Linked DNA regions of Homo sapiens: region 2 is linked to region 1. Evidence: chromatin loops called from intact Hi-C (ENCODE). Cell type or tissue: heart right ventricle. All regions are shown on one strand. Links, peaks and the distances in the headings refer to the core of each region. The heading gives the core; the rest is flanking DNA. Region 1 overlaps PTPRD (protein tyrosine phosphatase receptor type D). Region 2 overlaps PTPRD (protein tyrosine phosphatase receptor type D).

Region 1 (4,403 bases), core at 102-4,101:
CTCTGAACCATGAGGGTGTGTGTAGTGTGTGTGTGTGTTATATGTGTGTGTGTAGGGGTAGAAAGACACTAGAGTTTGACTGAAAGAGTGAGAAGAAATCTGCCAGTTTAAACAAGGGGAGAAAGAGCATCCCAGGCAGAAGGAGAAACATGTGTCAAGGAATCGTGCTCATTGGGTATCCCATAAGCTTTTTTAAAGATATGATGAGAACCAGTGTGTGGGGTTAGAGAGTTGGGAGAAGTTGTCAGAGACCAGACCACGCAAGGCTCTAAATTTTAATATTTGTAGAATTTCTTCTGTTTGTCAGGCATCATGCTAAACACTGGGCATTTACTGGTGATCAGAAGAGATACTATGCTTGCCATTAAGGGGCTTACCGTCCAGCAGGAGAGTAAAATAATGGATGAATACACAATTGCAAATTGGATAAGCACTATATAGAAAAAAAAAAAAAGATGGTGCCTGCAGTCTTGGAATCTTGGTCTTGTACATTTAAGTAAAGACCTGAAGGATGAGAAGGAATCAGTTGGATATGGGTAGCTGGTATCAGCACGTATGAAGGATAAAAGGCAGGAAATAACTGTGTGGTGAACGGAAGGGAGGCCAGCAGGGCTGGAGGGTGGTGGACTGGGTGAGTCAAAAGTGATTAAGATTGGAGAAAAATGGTCAGGAGGTCTGATGGCTCAGGGCTTTGGTAATGAGATTGGATTTCATTTAAGGCACAATAGGAGACCATGGGAGGGATTGTAGGCTGAGGGGTGAAACAATGGATTTAAAAAATATATAAATTATTCTGGATGCTTTGTAAGGAATAGATTGGGAGGTAACAAGAGTAGAAATAGGAAGGCCATTTAGGAAGCTATTATAGGTAGTCTGGATGAGAGATGGTGGTGGCAATGACTACAGGATTTCCAACTGATTGAGTTAAGGGTGTGGAGGAGGAGGAAGATTGGGAAGAAATTGAGGACAGATACAGGCCTTTATCTGTGAATTGTCAGAGGCCTGTGAACCAGAGCAACTCCATCTTAAAAGCTGGGTAAAATGAGGCTAAGATCTACTGTGCTGCCTTCCCAGACAAGGCATTCTAAGTCACAGGATAAGATAAAAGGTCAGTACAAAATACAGGCCATAAAATCCTTGTTGATAAAACAGGTTACAGTAGGAGCTGGCCAAAACCCACCAACACCAAAATGGCAACAATTGTGGCATCTGCTCATCCTTGCTGCTACACTCTCACTGGCGCCATGACAGTTTGCAAATGCCATGGGAATGTCGGAAGTTACTCTATATGGTCTAGAAAGGGGAGGCATGAATAATCCACCCCTTGTTTAGCATTTCTTCAAGAAATAACCATAACAATGGGCAACCAGCAGCCCTCATGGCTGCTCTGTCTATAAAGTAGCCATTCTTTTATTTCTTTACTTTCTTAATAAACTTACTTTCACTTTACACTGCGAACTCACCATGAATTCTTTCTTGCCAAAATCCAAGAACCCTCTCTTTTAAACTTTGCTTAAAACGTTGCTAATCTTTTATTTTTCAAAGTCAAGGAACCTTTTCTTTTAAGCTATTACAGCTTTTAACAGTTAAGTGTACTCCTATAAAAAAATTTAGAGCATATTTATTTCTCTCTACCTCATTTTTTCAGAATTTTAAAAACTAGTTGTAAGCATTCTTATGACAATATAGTTATTTACATGAGTGCAATAAACATCTGTTTTCTTTTGTCACAGGACACAATTTTAAAAATTGGTTATTTTACCAAGGCTTTAACTAAAATGGTGTACTTTCCTTTAAGTTATCAAACTTAACTTGTAAAGCCAATAAAAACCCTTTAGAAAACTGGCCACATACCTTGCCTAAAACAGTCCCTATACAGGGTTTCTAACCTGTGCCAAATAAAAAATATCACTTTCTAACAGGTCCAGAAACCACAAGTTATCTTGGGACCTCAAAAAGAAAGAAATTTACCCAACTCATAAATATTTAAAGGTACAAACTCATGGCAGGGCTCAGCTTTAAAAAAGTCTTATCTAAAATTCCTTCTATGAAACAAAGTTCCATCAAAGCCAATTTTTAAAAAGCCTATGTAAAAAATAATTATTCTTACTGCACTTTATACAAATAATCAGGCCAAGTATAATAAAGCAAATCAGTCTTACCATAATTTATCTTTAGTGAAAATGGAAAACTGGGAAAAATACTACGTTTCAAGAACTATACTATACTTGTTATTAAATTCTAGTCTCATTAGTTGTTTCTAAGCTTATTTCTGCAATTTCAGCAAACCCTGCTTATTCCTGTGAACCAACCAGTGATCTCTAACTGCTGCTCAAAAAAAACCAAAAGGAATAAGTAATGTAAAAATCTGGATCAGTATTCTAATTCTGGGCACATTACAATCAGCTGACAACCCGGTATCAGCTTAGTTCCAACAGTTGCCCAGTTCATAAAAAGCCTTCTAATTTAGTTTACTTAAAATAACTTATTTTGCTTTACTCTTGTGAAATATATTACTGTTATACTCTTTGTATAAGAATACAAAACAAGCTTACTGAATGTTTTATTAAACAGTTAACTAATCTTACAGATACCACCTTTTGTCAAAACTCAAAAGTTATAAATAAACCTTACCATACTAACACTTTCTAACGAAGCTCTTCTCTACCGTGAATGCAAGAGACCCCCATAGTTAGGCCAAAATATCATCGCCCCTATTTGGCCTAAAAAAGTTACAAAAAATAGATCTTTGTCCCTGGGCAACCCTTAGGATCAAAGGTTCTCTTATAAAAGGGAGAGGGGAAATGTCAAAGGTGTGCTAACCACAGCAACTCCATCTTAAATAAAAGCTGGGTAAAATGAGGCTAGGACCCACTGGGCTGCATTCCCAGACGATTAAGGCATTCTAAGTCACAGGATAAGATAAAAGGTCAGCACAAAATACAGGCCATGAAAACCTTGCTAATAAAAGGTAACAGTAAAGGAGCCAGCCAAAACCCACCAACACCAAAGTGGCGACAAGAGTGACCTCTGGTTGTCTTCACTGCTACACTCCCACCAGCACCATGACAGTTTACAAATGCCATGGCAACATCAGGAAGTTACCCTATACAATCTAAAAAGGGAAGACATGAATAATCCACCCCTTGTTTAGCATATCATCAAGAAATAACCATAAAAATGGGCAACCAGCAGCCCTTGGGACTACTCTGTCTATAAAGTAGCCATTCTTTTATTCTTTTACTTTTTTAATGAACTTGCTTTCACTTTGCACTGCAAACTCACCGTTAATCTTTTCTCGCGCAAAATCCAATAACCCTCCCTTAGGGTCTGGATCAAGACTCCTTTCCTGTAACAAAATGGTTTCCTTCCTTCCGCCTTTCCTTTCCTTTCCCTTTCCTTTCCCTTTCCTTTTCCCTTTCCCTTCCCTTTTTTGAAACAGGGTCTCACTCTGTTTCCCCAGGCTGGAGTGCAGTGGTGTGATCACAGCTCACTGCAGTCTCGACCTCCCTGGCCCAGGTGATCTTCCCGCCTTAGCCTCTCGAGCTGCTGGGACTTACAGGCACGCGCCACCACCACACCCAGCTAAGGTGTGATTTCTTGAGATGGGGAAGGCTGGCATATAAACTTGCTGGCGGATAAGGAAATCAGCTTGGAAACTATTGGTTTAAGGTTTCCATGAAGCATGCAAGGTGGGGAAGGGCTATGTATTACATGATTCTGTAGTTCAAAGGTACAATTGCTGTTGAGTTAAAAGTTTGTGAATCATTGAAACCAAAGATGGCAATTAAAGCTTTGTGGGAAGGGATGAAATCATCCAGGAATTTTAAGAAGGGGTTCAGTGGAACACTGAACATTTAGAGGTCAGGCAAAGGGGGTGAAACTTCTAAGGAGCCTGAGAAAGAACAGGCCCAAGTGGTAAGAAGAAAACTAGGATATTAAAGTAGAGTAGAATACCGGGAGAGAAGAGGGCTTCAAGAAGAGGCTGTGGGGTGTGGGCTGTTGAGTAAAATGGAAACAGAACCCTGAGTATTAAATGTCTTACTAGATCCTCTGTACTTTCTTCAGCTGTAGATGGGAAAGCATTGGAAGATTTCATACCGAGGACTGACTTGACCAGAAATGTTATTTTCGAAAGATTCCAGTGTGGGCTGTGTGAACACTGGGCTTAGTTTGGAGGAATGGAAATCTGTTAATCCTTTCTGCTTTCTAACCTGTTAAATTGCCGTAGCTTAAGTAAATGACTGCAGCACTGGTGGTTTTGGGGGATGGGAGGGGGTTGAAGTTTAACAGAATTGGATTCCAGTTCTGTTCCATTGTCAGCTGCGGGACCTTGGGCAAATTGCTTAATCTCTGTTAGCTTTGGTTTCCTATGTCTAATTTGGGTATAAAAATAATAGCCC
Region 2 (4,403 bases), core at 114-4,113, 160 kb after region 1:
CTCTTGTCATCCTGTTCTTGGAGTCTGACCTTTGTTTGTTTGTTTGTTTGTTTGTTTGTTTTCCAACATAGCAGTGACCCCGTTTCCCCAGTAACAAATGTAGGGACCGATTTTGATCTTCCTTTTGAGAGTTTGAACCTCGGTGCTCTTCATATACATTTATGTAATTAAACATGCAGTTGTGACTTGGTTGTCTCTCACTTATGTAAAATACATCAAATCCTCATAAGTTATTGTTCTTCTGTAGGTTTTGAAAAGCTCTATGAAAAACAAAACAAAAAAAAGTTGGCTCTGGTGGTATGCATATGGAGTCCCAGCCACTCAGGAGGCTGAGGGTAGAAGATCACTTGAACCCGGAGGTTTAAGACCAGCCTGGGCAACGTAGCAAGGCTTTACCTGTAGAATGAATGAGTGAATGAATGAATGAATGGGTAAATAAATAAATAAATAGATCCGTGTTGTAGACCAAATACTTAATTAGCTGTCCCTTTCAATATTTAGTGAAATGTACAAAATGCTATGAAGTTTTAGAATTAACCAGGAGGAGATTTTTCATTTTTACTTTACTATAACTGCATAGGTCACAAGCACTCAATAAGTGTCAATGGTTGGAGAAATAAAACACAAACACAGAAATAACTGTGAAAGTATAAATCAACATTCTTATCTTGCTTTTCTCAGCATATGGCAGAGTAATAGTAGAATATAATTGCTGATGGTATTGCAATTTTTTGTTTTCTGCTTTCATGCACAAAATTTTTAAACGTTAGTGAAAAGGAACAAGTGTTGTAAAATTACAGCTATTCTTACCTGTGTTAAACTTTTAAAGTGAACTTTTTATTTCTTTGTAAACATTTTATATTCTAACACTTTTATTGTTCCTAGACATTAAAATTTCCCTTTGGAATACAAAGTCATTTTTTCTATATGTCAGGCATAGTACTGCCTTGATACTAGATGTGGAAATGCCCCCACTATAAATACAACCTTCTGCTATAATTGGTAATGAGAAATAAGAGACTGATTTTGAATACTTGACAATGCAATTTAGAACAGTGAATCATATTCCTGGGCTGAACTGTGTATTGACCATGATGAAGAGGCGATTTCTCCTTTAGGATTTTCTCTGACCATTATAATAAGGTTTGATTCTTTTTAGTGTCCTCAGGCCAGGTAGATCTTTATGTCCAGAGCATTTTTGTCTCTTCAGCTTGTAAGGGTCTGGCATATGAAAAAGAGCAGGGTATTTATAGATACAATATCTGAACTTGGGACTGTTCTATAACCAGAAAAATGTCTGATTTTGAGAACAATAAGCCTCAGATTCATCATCTGCAAAAGGGAAATGATACAAGCTCTTTCATAGCCAGAGTGAGTGCAAGTGTTTGTGTGTGTGTGTGTCTCAGTTAAATGATAAATCTCATGTGATTTTCTGAGGTCTGAGATGCCATATGAAGGTTAGTTTTTAGGGAGTCATATTGCTCACTGTTACTGCTATCCAGGACAACTGTCAGGTTGTGGAAGGTCCTGTAAGTTGATGGAAGGAATGAAATTTAAAAAGGTAAAGAGTAAGTGGAAAGTCAAGAGTCCTTGTATATAAAACCTTACTTCTTTGAGGTTTGCTTTTTGATTGCTCTGCCTGATACAATATAGGGCTTAGCAGGACCAAATGCAGAGTATGTGAAGTCATTGCAGAAGAAAGAACAAGTCCAGTTTAGTTTGTGGTTTCAGAGGTGGAATCATGGCAGTCTGCCAGGGTCAAAAGGAGAAGTTCACTGAGGGGCTGGGAGCCAGCTGGGGAGGATCCTGGAGGCATAACTGAAAATGGGAGCCAAAGATCAGTAACCAATAAAGCAGACTCAGTAATAGGAGACAGGAATGTGAGAAACAGTGTTTTTTATGACTCCAACTAATTTGGATAAGTGTTATCTTTTTGAATGCATCTGACCCAGTCATCTGCCACCAGTGGGCTTAACCCTCAAAGCACTGTTACGAACGGAGCCACACAGAATCAAAAGCGGAAAAGGAAAACAAATAATACATGCAAGTCCTATAACCTTTAAATATTTGTGATGGTAAAAAATAAATCCCTGTTACGTGTATGGCTATTATTGCTTAGCTTAGATTATTGATTCTTCTATAGGATATGTGCCTGTGTAAGACAAGAGCATGTACATGCTATATTTCAGAAAGATTTCAACCAAATGTGGTTAATATTTGGGGAAACTGAGGTGGGTATGTTTGCTTTTTGGGAAAATAATTTCTGAAAAACACATTTGCAATTCATTAGGAAGTGGTAATGACTATGTTACACATTTTTGTACCTGAGGAACAGAGGGTGTCTCCACCAATTTGGATGAAGTTGTTTTGAACAATTCTTTTTCTTATAATAGGTATGATATTGCATTATCTTTTGAACCAGTCTCTCTCTCTCTCTCTACATTTATTCTTCATTGGTGAATAATTCCTTTACACTGCCATGATAATATTCTTTCTCTAGATCAAATATCATCATTGAAGAGGAATGATTCTAATAATTTAGAGAACGTTGATATTAATTGTAGTGACATCTAAAACCATAGGTAGAAAATTTTTAAATTTGGAATCCTTCTTTATTCTCAAACAGATCCCTGTAAAATGATGAAATGGCTGTGAACAGCCCCATATTTGCTTTAAGGATTTCCTTCCTTTTCTATTTGCCCCAATCAATTACTTCTGTACCCTCTTCTTGGTCCAAGACCCCACAGATGGGAATCCACTCTACTGGTATTTAAACTTTAGATAGCTTGTTACTTCAGAACATGGTGTAAAATAAGTTAGAAGTGATAGAAACCTTCAAAGATATATTCCTGGATGGAGAGGGTTAGAAACCTTTCCTCTTGACTGGTTTTTATTTAGTAGTAGTATTTGAAAATACTGATGGTCATGGTGATAACAACAGGTTGGAATCTGGAGGACTCTTGATGGGATAGTGTAATATTTTGGCTCATAAAATATGGAATTGTTGCCTTGTCTTAAATCAGTTTTCAGCTGGAACATTTTGTGACTTCTCTGGCATGGTAGCCACCATCTGGCCAACACAGTCTCCTGAGATTCTTGCAGCCAAAGTGTCTCAGCATTCACTTGAAGAAATTCATTTTAAAAATGTCTCCAAATCCTCAAGGACCATGGCTAGCAAAAATGTGGATATGCATCTGAGAGGCATAATTATCATGCCCCTCTCATTCAGAAATGTTCTGCTTCAAAGGAATGGCACAGTGTCCTTCTTGATTTTGTCACTTTTTTTTTTTCCAGTTACTTCTTTTGACATTGTTGAAGGATGAGAATAAGTTCAAGGCTTCCTAAGGATGAAGGAAGCAAAGGGCCTGCGGCAAAAATATAATCATGAACGATTAGAGGAGATGCTATGTAAAAATTGGCACTAAAGCTGGATTTTGGAGCCTCATTAGCATTTTAGTTAATTGTCTAGATATCCATTGCAATTGTATTTATTTATGTTGGTCATTTTATATATCAGGGATTCCGTATCAAGGAAATGTAGTATTCCAGCCTTCTTGAAGGAAATACTCTACAATGGTAGAAATAGATACCGCCTCATCCTTTGTAGCTAGGGTAGTGTTTCCATCTAGATACAAAAAAAGGACAAAAAAAGGAGAATTTCTGACTTGTCTTCACCTTTTTTTTTTTTTTTTTCCAAATGTGCTTTTATCTAGATGCTGCACAAAATTGCAAAACTAATTATGGGGCCAAATTCATATTATTTTGTGGATCTCTGAGGATACGTATGAGAGAATCTAGTCCTCTTGGAGGAAATACTGAAATCATTTTTTAAAAATAGACATATTGGCTACTGGTACTAATAGAAAAATATCTTTCTTGATAGTTAACTTATTAAAAACTGCTCATTGAAGCTCTCAATATGTCCTTTGTGGGAAAAATTGCCTTAATGGGAAAGGTCAGAACAATTTAATAGGACACAATGTGAGTTCTGAGAGGGACTCACAGTGGTTCTCATATAGCACTTGTTAATTTACCAAATATTGAACATTTATTGCAACTAGTAGTAAGGATTTTAAAAATTAAATTGCTATTTACATATAAACTTCCATAATAATAGGCTTAAGAAAACATCAGTCCTTTATAGAGCTCCTTTAATTCCCATAAAATCTGTTATACATGTTATCTGTGGGTGTTCACTGCTATTGTAATTAGGCAACATGTTAGGGTCCAAATAAGCTGAAAAGAATCAGTTTAACTTCTACATTTTCTGCATTATTCTCTCAATTCAGTTATTTCGGGGAGAGATAAAAGAACAAAGCATATTCTCTGTACATCATTAATTAAAAAGACAAGCAATATTTTGCTGCTAAGATTTTTGGCCAAGCCCAAATAAATTTGTGAAA

What was found. Peaks named below come from ENCODE experiments on the same cell type or tissue, not always from the same donor. Only the 100,000 strongest peaks of a DNase experiment are listed, where the experiment ranks them.
Region 2: it touches region 1 in a loop (2.8-fold over the local background); 2 of 110 quality-filtered maps call a loop at or near these places.

Annotation. Positions count from the first base shown.
Region 1 is chr9:8,822,684-8,827,086 of GRCh38, reverse strand. The region is part of intron 11 of PTPRD (protein tyrosine phosphatase receptor type D); the gene reads left to right. Among named protein-coding and RNA genes, the nearest start is that of PTPRD-AS1, 33 kb to the left of the region's middle. In heart right ventricle, for the core only: no CTCF peak of the experiment used is centred there; no DNase peak of the experiment used is centred there.
Region 2 is chr9:8,657,962-8,662,364 of GRCh38, reverse strand. All of the region lies in intron 12 of PTPRD (protein tyrosine phosphatase receptor type D), which reads left to right. Among named protein-coding and RNA genes, the nearest start is that of PTPRD-AS1, 200 kb to the left of the region's middle. In heart right ventricle, for the core only: no CTCF peak of the experiment used is centred there; a DNase peak (open chromatin) is centred at 1,774.